2 separate regions of the Homo sapiens genome follow, and region 2 is linked to region 1. Evidence: chromatin loops called from intact Hi-C (ENCODE). Cell type or tissue: ovary. All regions are shown on one strand. Links, peaks and the distances in the headings refer to the core of each region. The heading gives the core; the rest is flanking DNA.

Region 1 (5,625 bases), core at 316-5,315:
CATCACATGTGATTTCTTTTACTCCTGGCCACAACATAAGGACATATTATTAGACCAGTTTCATAGATGAAGGTAGTAATAAGTGGGGCCAGAATTTGAGTATCTCTTTCCTGCTCCAAAACTGTTGGTCAAGCTTCTTCCTCTATAAAATGAGATCAGTAGCTCAGTGATCTCCAAGGTCCCTTTCAGCTGAGGTTCTGAGGCTGCACTGTTCAGTATGGTGGCCGTAAGCTACAAGTGACTATTTTAATTTAAATTAAATAAAACTAAAAATCTAGTTCTTTGGTCACACTGGCCACATTTCAAGTGCTCAGTAGCACCAGTGCCTAGTGGTGACTATGTTGGATGGTGCAGATGTAGAACATTTCCATCATCCATCAAGTTGTATTTGCACAGCACTGGTCTAGGGATTTAGATAAAGAAGAAGACATGAACAAACAGCATAAAAGCAGAAATACAAGGCCAGGTATGGTGGCTCATGCCTGTAATCCTAGCACTTTGGGAGGCTGAGGTGGGAGGATCATTTGAGGCTAGAAATTCGAGACCAGCCTAGGCAATACAGTGAGACCCCATCTCTACAAAAAATAAAAATAAAAATTAGTTGGGTGGGCTGGGCACCCAGGTGCCCAGGTGCTCACGCCTGTAATCGCAGCACTTTGGGAGGCCAAGGTGGGTGGATCACCTGAGATCGGGAGTTCAAGACCAGCCTGACCAACATAGTGAAACCCTGTCTCTACTAAAAATACAAAAAATTAGCTGGGTGTGGTGGTGGGCACCTGTAATCCCAGCTACTAGGGAGGCCGAGGCAGGAGAATTGCTTGAACCCAGGAGGCAGAGGTTGCAATGAGCCGAGATCACACCATTGCACTGCAGCCTGGGCAACAAGAGCAAACTCCATCTCAAAAAAAAAAAAAAAAAGAAAAGAAAAGAAAATTAGCTGGGCATGGTGTTGCATGCCTGGGGAAAATGAAGTGGGAGGATCCTTTGAGCCCAGGAGGTCAAGGCTGCAGTGAGCTATGATTGCACCACTGCACTCTAGCCTGGGCAACAGAGCAAGACCCTGTCTAAAAAAAAAAAAAAATGTCAGAAATACACATGGACGCTGGCCAGAACCTGGACACGAACCAATGGGCCGAGTTTCAGTTCTTGGGTACTTCAGAGAACATAGCTCTCCCACCTTTCCTCAAGCTGTTCTCACCCTGGACACTCATCTGCATCACCTGCCCAAGCCCTGCTTTAAGGGTCTTGATGCAAGGGGTCTGGAGTGGAGCCAGGGCTTCCATATGACCAGAAGCTCCTGGGTAATGCTGACAGGATGCCAGGCTTAAGGATGGTATCATTATATCCTGAGACAGAATCCTGACCTACAGGCTGTGGAGGGCCCTAAACCTGTGGCCTCCTGATAGGGCCTCCCCTTTTTCAGTTCTCCAATGACCCAGACACCTTTGGCTTAAGAAATAACCATGCAGAATCCCCAATCCCCATCAGCACCACTGCTTAGGCTTGACTGCAAAACCCAAACTTAATTCATCCCCATCCAGATGGGATTTCTCATCTATTCTCTTGGAAGAAGGTTCAGTGCGAATGCTCCATTTTTAATTTCCTCCCTCATTGTGCGCTCTCTGCCAGTATGGGGGTCAGTGCGACCTGGCTTTCAAAGCCTTAAGACGCAATATCCTAGAAGGCACCAGTGTGGGTGTTATAACTCATTTCATGCCTCTTTGGGTGCATGCATATAAAAAGGCCTCTCTAATAATATCGTGATCTTATTGGTAATAATGATGATGACACCAGGGACCAGACACTTACTGTGTGCCCAGTGACTAAGGTGAATCTCTGTCTGGCTTTCTCTGTTCTCCTGTCTTTTGTCCCTTCCTATTTTCTCAGCCTTTTCCCTTTGTCTCTGTTGTTTCCTTCCTCACGTTCCTTCTCTCTTTTGAATGGCCATAGTATAGAATTAAAGTACTTTTTGTCATTGCTATAATTATAGGATTGAATTTAATACTTACATCTGACCCTAAAAACACAAAGCAAAGCTGTGTCTCAGTTACGTATACATATGACCACTCTTCTTGATTTGCCCTCAAATCTTTGATACTAAAAACATTCTTTCCCTGTTTTTTACTGTGGGCTCTTTGAGAGCAAAGACTGTTTTAAAGCTGCGGTTGGTGCCACAGGGAGCCTGTCCTGTTGATGATGATGATAATCATAGCAATCATAGCAACAATCTATGGTTCCAAGGGATATAAGTAGAACACATTGCTGCTGCCCACACAGGAGATGCAGCTACTGCAAAGAATGCTGTAACAAAAGTAACTGATGATCACACTGGGTGTTTTGCCCAAAGCTTCGGGACCAGTTGGTTCACGTGGCAAGTCCTGCTGGGCTGGGGCACATTAACCAGGAGTGCATTGTTGCCAGGCTTGCAGCAAAGGCTGTCAGGCACACACCAAGAGAGCATGGAGGAGCATCGAATTGGAATCAGTCAGACCCGAGCTCAACCCTTGCCTTACCCTTGGCCATCCATATGCTTTGGGCAAGTTATTCAATCCTGACTCTGTTTACTCATGTGCACTCAATCAAGTTGAGTGAGAGAACAGTTACACCGGCTCAGTGGTAATACTTAATAAATGCTCTTATTTGGCTAATATTTATTGAGTGCTTTCTCTGCGCTATGCATGATACTGATCCCTTAACATGAGGAAACTGAGGCTTAGAACAGTTTAAGTTTTTCCAAGATCCCACATAGCAAGAGGAGGAGCTGGCATTTACCCACTACCTAAGGTATCACCCATAAGTTAATGCCCAAGGAGTAAAGAGGAAGGGCCTATCTGAAGGCCCAAATTCTCAAGTTCATCAATGCAAGGGATTGCTGATGTGCTAACATTCCTGGATCCATGGACTCCCCCTGCAGCCCCCTTGCATAGATGTTCAAACACTCTAACTCAGACCAGCTCTTCCAGTCACCAGCCCTGCGTCTTCTGTGTACCCTAGAATAAGTAAGACAAGCAGAGTCTGTGCGTAGGAAAGAAAAGTGGGCACAGAGGGCTCAGCCAGCGTTATAAGCCAGTATAATAAACAAATAAATTACTCCTCTCTGGCTGAACTAGCTGGTGAGTAAAAGCATTGTTGTGGTGCCCTCTGCTGGGCGTGTGTTGCTTGTAATGAATTTGTGGCAGAACCACACCTGGGTCTCAGAACTGTCTTTTTCCACCCTGGCTGGAGACTGTAGGCCACCAGTGTCCTAGGACCTGTTGGAGACAGCTCTGCTGGGCCTTTTGTGGTTGTCAGGGTGTAGCTTTTTTCTAGTGTGGAACACTGATTTGCCTGAAATAGACTATTTTTATAGCCTGGCATTCCCTACTCTCTGCTGTTGGGACCAGAGAGGGACTTTTCATTTGTTAGTCTTGGCTTTTGCAGAGAATGGGGGAGAATTTCCGTCCCATAAAAAAGGACCCCAGCCACCACATATACACACAAGTCTGAGCCACTGCAAAAATGAAATATTAAGTATTGTTTCCCCTTTTTAAACTTGTATTCAGTGATTTACAGTGAGAAGCTTGTAGATTTTTTTTAAAGGCCAGATACAGTAAATGGCTTCTGTGAGGCTGCAATAATACTGCATCTGGCAACTAGGCTGTCAGCTTCATAAGGGCCAGCACTGTGTCTTACAGCCTATAAATTCAGTCACAAACATGCAACCAAGGATCACAAACAAAAGGCCATCCCTGCCCTCATGGAGTTCATTGTGTGTGGAAGACACAGCAAGTCAGTGCACAACGATAACAGTGTGGACAGAGCTGTGTGATCACACAGGAGGAGCAACCTAGCCAATCCCAAGGTACACCAGGGCCAAGGGCGTGTCCCTCTTGATACATGGAGGTTTGCCATAGAATGATGTTTTCCTTCATTTTTAATAACTTCACTTGCCAGTTGACCACCATCCTCAATCTCTATCCTCTCTGAAAGCTGCTCATTTTCTGTCAGATATTTAGCAGAATCGCAGAATGGCTCTGAATACCTAGCCCTGTGAAAACCTCGGGTGTTGTCAAGCTGCATCATCCAAACTGCTCTGGACACTCGAGACAGGGTCAGTGCTTGCTGTGCCCTCAGAATGAAGGAGATGACACTCAGCCAAAAGCCACTTTACATGTGTGTTAGCTTGGCTCTCCTCCAAGTAAAACCTTGCTCTCCAGGATGTAAGTGTAGATGACAGTGGGATCCTTTTTATTTCTTTCTCTTACTCCATAATTTTGTGTAAGAAATTGGAAAAAAAAAATTAGGCACTTTGAAAAACTCATTTTGTAACCATTCACTCGATAGCAAACATTCATTGATTTCCAATTCTGTACTAGTTACTGTGCCAGGGGCTACAGATGTCACTGCTAAAAGAACATTACCCTCAGTTGCTCCACAGTCTAGTGGGGGCCCCAGGCCAGAAGAGAGATGTTTGCAAGAGTGCAGTAAAACATAAGTACAGAAGAAGCCCATGACCACCAGCCCAGTTGGGGAAGGGGGCAATTGGTAGATTTCCCACAGGCCATGGCCTGCTTGAACTGAACCTTATCGACGCACAGTGTCTTGAGGAACTGATAAGGCAAGGAGAGCTCATCACCTCTGGGTTGCGTTAACCTATGACCATTGCATCGAAAGGCAGGTCTGGAGGCCCATCATGCTCTCTCTTCTATATTTGAAGGGATAGGAGCAGGTTGTAACACTTGGTTCACAGCTTAGGGGGTTCCATATTTGTTCTGTAAGCCCACCTTTCTCCTAGATCACCCCAAGGTTTCGTGGGGAAAGTAGAGGTTTCCTACGACTCTGAATCTGAACTGGCCTGCATTACCACTCTCCAACAGAGTGAACCAGACGCCCTGTATGTGAGGGGTCCTGGGCCCTAGCCTGGCCTGTGATGATGGGGATGCTGGGTTTTGATCCTCATCTATCTCTGTGTCTTTCCTCAGACTGGTCCAGAGTCCTTAGGAGGCAAGGCCATTGAGTGCATCTTCCTCTTCCAACCTCTAATCTTAAAGCTCAGTGTTGTCACCCAAGTATCCTGTGCTCATTTTTGCTGTCTTTCTTTCTTTGTTATTCTCTCATACCTTTTTTTTTTAAGCTACCATTATCATACAGTTTACTGTGAGTGCAGGGCAAGATTAAGTTTCCACGACTCTCAAGGAATTAAGTCACTTGGCCAAGGTAGTGTAGCCGAGGTGGTCACGGAGCCCAGGCACGGCTGACTCCTGGGTCCAGCTCCAAAGCACCCCATGGCCCTGCCCACAGCTCTTCTCTGAAAGAGCTTGCCTTTGTCTCCTAGGCTAGGTACCTGTGGGAGAGAGAAAGGTGAGGAAATGAGCACACTTTGCACTGGGACAGAAGGGAGTAGGGGCTGCTGGTGCTGACATCAACCAGCAGGTGGAAGCCCACTGCAAAGGGGGTCTGAGTTTTGGATCAGTACTTTGTTTAATACTGTAATCATAGATGCTTTCAGTGGCTTTGTGAATATACCCTTTCCTTCTTAAGATTACCAATGTAAAAACAGCAAAATAAACAACCAGTAAAATATAATTCCTTCATTAAATGGCAAAGAAAAACTTTAGTCTCTTTCTATTTGATAAAATTCTCTAT
Region 2 (5,625 bases), core at 476-5,475, 730 kb before region 1:
ATGAGAGACTGTCTTAACTTGATTAAAGGAAGCTTCAAGAAAATGAGTGTAAACCTCTTACTTAATGATAAAACAGTAGACTCCTTCCCAAGATAAAAACGAATGTTACTTAGGCTGCAAGGATAAATGACAGATGAGTTGAGAGTGCTGCATAAAGGGCCAGAAATGGGCAAATTCCAGACAGAAGATTGGCTGACCAAATTGATGACCCCCATTTCATAAGGTATTGTGTCCTAGCAAGTGGGGAGATAAGACATGAGAGAAGTCCCTGATACAACTGCTTTGAGTGAAGGGCTCACATATACCCTTTTCTTTCCTTTTTTATAACTTTGAAAAGTCATCTTTTAAAATTTCAAATTTTGACCATCAACATAAAATATTCAAGACACTTGGTACTATATAATATATAGGCAACAGAAGAGGAGAAACCCTATTTTAAGTGTGTAAATATCATCTGCCACATTAAGGTAGGGATTTCTCATATCAATTCTACATAGTGCTAATTTTTGTATTTTTAGTAGAGTTGGGGTTCCACCCTATTGGCCAGGCTGGTCTCGAACTCTTGACCTCAAGTGATCCTCCCTCCTCAGCCTCCCAAAGTGCTGGGACTACAGACGTGAGCCACTGCGCCAGGCCAAAACACAAGTCTTTTAGAAATGTTTAAATAGCTCATCTGATCACAGTATCACCATGTGAATATTTTCTAACTTTTCCAACTTAATTCTATATTGAAAAATAAGTTGCTTGGCCTGGAATAGTCCCTAGATACCTGTAAGAACAATTTTTTAAAAAATTAATATTATTTTAAATAAATTACAGTTGTATACATTTAAGGGATACACTGTGATGTTTTGATATAGGTATACCATGTGGAATAATTAAATCAAGCTAATTAACATATCTGTCATCTCACTTATTTTTTCAGAGGAGATATTTGAAATTTACCCTCTTAGTTATTTTGAAATATACATTATTATTGACTATAATCACCCTGATGTGCAGTACATCTCAAAACTTACTCCTTAAATAAGTTAAGTGGGGAAGTGAGACAAGGGTGGAAATAGGCCAATAAAGGGTACATTTCTGAGACAGTAAAGCTGTGGTCAACTGGGGTTTCACACACTGGGAGCTCAGGGAAGCCATGCAGAATTGAAAGCAAGCAGCGAGTGGGCAGATGGGGAAAATGATGAACAAGTTCCTTCGATTTGGTGATCATTGTGTTGTACTGAAAGCTTCAAAAATGGAAGTTTTTGGGTGCTCCATTCACTGAATATTTTGATTAAATGGTTTCAATGGGTTTTAAGCAAAAACAAATCAAAAATTAAAATAAATATTTTATAAAAATGAGTAGGGGCACAGTTTGATTTACACAGTAGTTTTTCAAAGGTTCAAAAATTTCTAAAATCTGATGATCAGTACCAAACTTCAAATAAAAAGTGAGCAAAATTCATTTAAAAGAACAGTCATTAAATAGAAAGTCACCTTCCTGGTGTGATCTGTAAATGCGTGTTCTGTAGCTGCACATTTTAAACTGTCATTTTAGGGCACAGTCTTCTTAAAATACCTACTTATTTTTGGAGTGGACATTGAGGCTTCCTCAGCAGATTTCTATCTCTTTTGGGGAATGTGGGAGGTGGGAGGATCAGTGAATCACCACAGCTCCCACATGGAAAGTAAAAGCTTATAGACAATTTGTGCAAGTTCCATAGTCATCTCCAACTTTTTGGAGAAACGGATTTAACACCTAATTTTCTATTAACCTTGATTTTCATTTATTTGAGCTCATTGCTACCAAAAGCTTTATTGCAGAATGCAAAATCATTGTCAAATAATTGAATCAGTAGTTGCAGATTTACATTATGTAGAAAAATGATAAAGCCAGTGCAGCAAAAGCAGAGTACTCCGTGTTCTTGATGGGAGGATTTCTCAGCTTCTTTCTTACCTGTAATTTCCCACCTACCCCAGCAACTGACAGTCCAGCTTTTTGCATTTCACATGCTGCAGTTAATTGTCACTGTGTATCTTGTTGGTACTCACGTTGTTAGCAGGAGCAGCAGCTGGGATTGCTTTTATCAGCATCCGAGACAAGTAGGAACTGACTGTCTCTGGGCCTCATGTCCCAGCACATTCTATAATTTTAGCAAGTGCCTTGAATGCTGTCTTTGAAATGCAGGTATTGGTTAAGCTGCTGCATTTGGAAAGAGCAGAGCAAGCAGATATGATTACTGCTGATCATCTTTCACTAAGCATGTCTAAGTGAGAGTTCCTTTTACTGCACGTGTGTGTCACGTGCCATGACCAGAAGAGATAATGGCCCAAGTGGGGTGGACACAGTGGATGCTTACCAAACCCAGCCTGACTTATTTTAATGCAGCAATTAAATAATACTTTGGGCTGGGCACGGTGGCTCACGCCTGTAATCCCAGCACTTTGGGAGGCCAAGGCAGGCAGATCACTTGAGGTCAGGAGTTCAAGACCAGCCTGGCCAACATGGCAAAACCCCTTCTCTACTAAAAATACACAAAAAAATTAGCCAGGTCTGGTGGCATGTGACTGTAATCCCAGCTACTCAGGAGGCTGAGGCAGGAGACTCACTTGAACCCAGGAGTTGGAGGTTGCGGTAAGCTAAGATTGAGCCACTGCATTCAAGCCTGGGTGACAGAGTGAGACTCCGTCTCAAAAATAAAAAATAAATAAAAATAAAAATAAAAACTTTGTCACAAAATGGACAATCTTGGACAAATGATAAACTGGAAAGGACACAGGGAAAAGAGACCTAAAATGGGTCTGTCCCAGACCGTTGGGATGTTTGCTCACCTCTGTCAAGCATGCCATCCAGCTCCAGCGGCTTGTGGGCCTTGGTGGAGTGTGGAAGCTGATTTGGTTAATATCTCAGTCTCCAGTTGCGATGCGGCAGCGAGGACTGAAATCTTGGAAAATCCCACTCCCAAGCCCGTACTCGTTGCATACATGACACCTCCAGCCTGTGATCACTTTCAGCTGTTTCTACTGACTCATTCTGGCCACAAGAGGGCAGTATAGCGTAGTGAGTATGAGCACAGACAGGTCAGGCTTCCCGAATTAAGATCACATTTCTTCCCCTGACTTTGTGACTGGGCAAGTTACTGAAGATCTTTGAGTTTGAGTTTCAACATCTATAAAATGAGAATAATAAAAACATCAAATAGGGGTGTCGTGGGGGAACAGATGAGATAAATGCATGAAGTGCTTGAAGAATATAGTCATATAAAACTTAACGATGGGAATACTTTCTGAGAAATGTGTGGTTGAGGCCATTTCATCATTGTGCAAACATCACAGAGTGTACTTACACAAATAAAGATGGCATAGCTTTTACACACCTAGGCTATATGACATAGCCTACTGCTCCTAGGTTACTGTCTTAGTCTGATTGTGTTGTAATAAAGGAACACCTAAGGCTCAGTAATTTATGAAGAAAAGAAGTTTATTTGGCTCATGGTTCTGCAGGCTTGAAGCATGGTGCCAGCATCTGCTGCTGGTGAGGGCCTCAGACTGCTTCCACTCATGGCGGAAAAAGAAGGGGAGCCCTCATGGGCGGAGATCACATGGCAATAGAGAAGCAGCAAAAGAGTGGGAGGGCAAGGTGGCAGGCTCTTTTTAACAGGCAGATCTCAAGGAAACTCATAGAGTGAGAACTCACTTATTACTGCGAGGCTGGCACCAAGCCGTTCATGAGGGATTCCCCACACCATGGCCCGAAGGCCTCTCGTTAGGCTTCACCTCCAACACTGGAGATCAAATTTCAACCTGAGGCTTGGAGGGGACAAATATCCAAACCATAGCCACTATAAATGTTTACAACATGTTACTGTACCGAATACTGTAGGCAATTCAAACACAATGGCGTTTGTGTATAAAAACATATTTAAACAAAAAAGCGGCAGTAAAAATGCAATAAAAAAGATAAAAAATAGTACACCTGTATGGGGCACTTAACATAAATGGAGCTTGCAGCACTGGAAGTCACTGTGAGTAAGTCAGTGAGTGAGTGTGAAGTCCCAGGACATTACTGTACTCTGCTCTTGACTTTATAAACACTGTACATTTAGACTACACTAAATTGATTTATTTATTTATTGAGGCAGAGTCTCACTCTGTTGCCCAGGCTGGAGTGCAGTGTTGTGATCTCAGCTCACTGCAACCTCCACCTCCTGGGTCCAAGCGATTCTCCTGCCTCAGCCTCCTGAGCAGCTGGGACTATAGGCACATGCCACCACACCCAGCAAATTTCTGTATTTTTAGTAGAGATGGGGTTTTACTATGTTGGCCAGGCTGGTCTCGAACTCCTGACCTCAGGTGATCCACCCCCTTGGCCTCCCAAAGTGCTGGGATTACAGGTGTGAGCCACCGCGCCTGGCCTAATTTTTGTATTTTTTGTAGAGATGAGGTTTTACTATGTTGCCCAGGCTGGTCTTGAACTCCTGACTTCAAGTGATCCATCCTCCTCCGCCTCCCAAGGTGTTGGGATTACAGGCTTGAGCCACTGCGCCTGGCCTCTAGCAGTCCTGCTCTGAGGTTCTCACAGTCCCACCTTCTCTCTGCAAGTAGCTGAAGAGTCAGAATGAAGAACAGGAGGAGAAGACGTGTGTCATTGAATGTTATTTCCAATTTGAAATTTTTGCCTCAATTGAAACATTTACTTCATTTAAGATAGTGTAATTACTGATTGATGCAATGGACTGAATATTTGTGTTCCCCGACTCCCACCAATTCATATGTGGATATCCTTACCCCAGCATGACAGTATTAGGAGGTGGGGCCTTTGAGAGGTGATTAGGTCATAAGGGAGAAGACTTCATGAATGGGATTAGTGCCCTGATAAAAGGAACACCAGGAAGCTCTCTTGCTCTCTTTCTGGTATATGAGGCATAAAAAACAGTCAGCAGTCTGTAAGCCAGAAGAAGGCCCTCATCAGAACCTGGGGCCATGCGGGCATCCTTATCTCCGACTTCCAGCATCCATAACTGTGAGAAATGAATTCCTGTTGTTTGTAAGCCATCCACTCTGCGATGCTTTATTATGGCAGCCTGAATGGATGGTGAGAATATATTTTGTTCATCTCACTATGTTCTATTTGTCTTGCCTGTTTTTCTTTATCCACTGTTTTAGAATTAATCTTTAATTTAAAAATTTAAAATTGAGATATGATTTATTTACAGTAAAATTTCACCTTTTTTTGTTTACTTCTGTAAGTTTTTAATTTTTTTAAAAAATATTTAAAATTGTTTTTGAGACACAGTCCCACTCTGTCATCCAGGATAGAGTGCAGTGACGTGATCATGGCTTACTGCAGCTTCAACCTCCCTGGCTCAAGTGACCCTCCCACTTCAGCCTTCCAAGTAGCTGGGACTACAGGTGTGCACCATCACACCCAGCTAATTTTTGTATTTTTTTGTAGAGACAAGGTTTCACCATGTTGCCCAGGCTCAAGTGATCCTCCTGCCTTGGCCTCCCCAAATGCTTGGATTACAGGCATGAGTATTTTAAGACAGATCTCACTCTACTGTCTGGGCTGGAGTGCAGTGGTTTAATCATAGCTCAGAGCAACCTTGACGTCCTGGGCTCAGGAAATCCTCTCACCTT

What was found. Peaks named below come from ENCODE experiments on the same cell type or tissue, not always from the same donor. Only the 100,000 strongest peaks of a DNase experiment are listed, where the experiment ranks them.
Region 2: it touches region 1 in a loop (5-fold over the local background); 19 of 110 quality-filtered maps call a loop at or near these places.

Annotation. Positions count from the first base shown.
Region 1 is chr3:40,176,008-40,181,632 of GRCh38, forward strand. The region is part of intron 8 of MYRIP (myosin VIIA and Rab interacting protein); the gene reads left to right. The region is part of intron 2 of EIF1B-AS1 (EIF1B antisense RNA 1); the gene reads right to left. Among named protein-coding and RNA genes, the nearest start is that of EIF1B-AS1, 130 kb to the right of the region's middle. In ovary, for the core only: a CTCF peak has its summit at 3,149 (motif pointing left); a DNase peak (open chromatin) is centred at 3,144.
Region 2 is chr3:39,445,027-39,450,651 of GRCh38, forward strand. No RefSeq gene overlaps it. Among named protein-coding and RNA genes, the nearest start is that of MOBP, 20 kb to the right of the region's middle. RefSeq lists a silencer at 2,939-3,108. In ovary, for the core only: a CTCF peak has its summit at 3,016 (motif pointing right); a DNase peak (open chromatin) is centred at 3,005.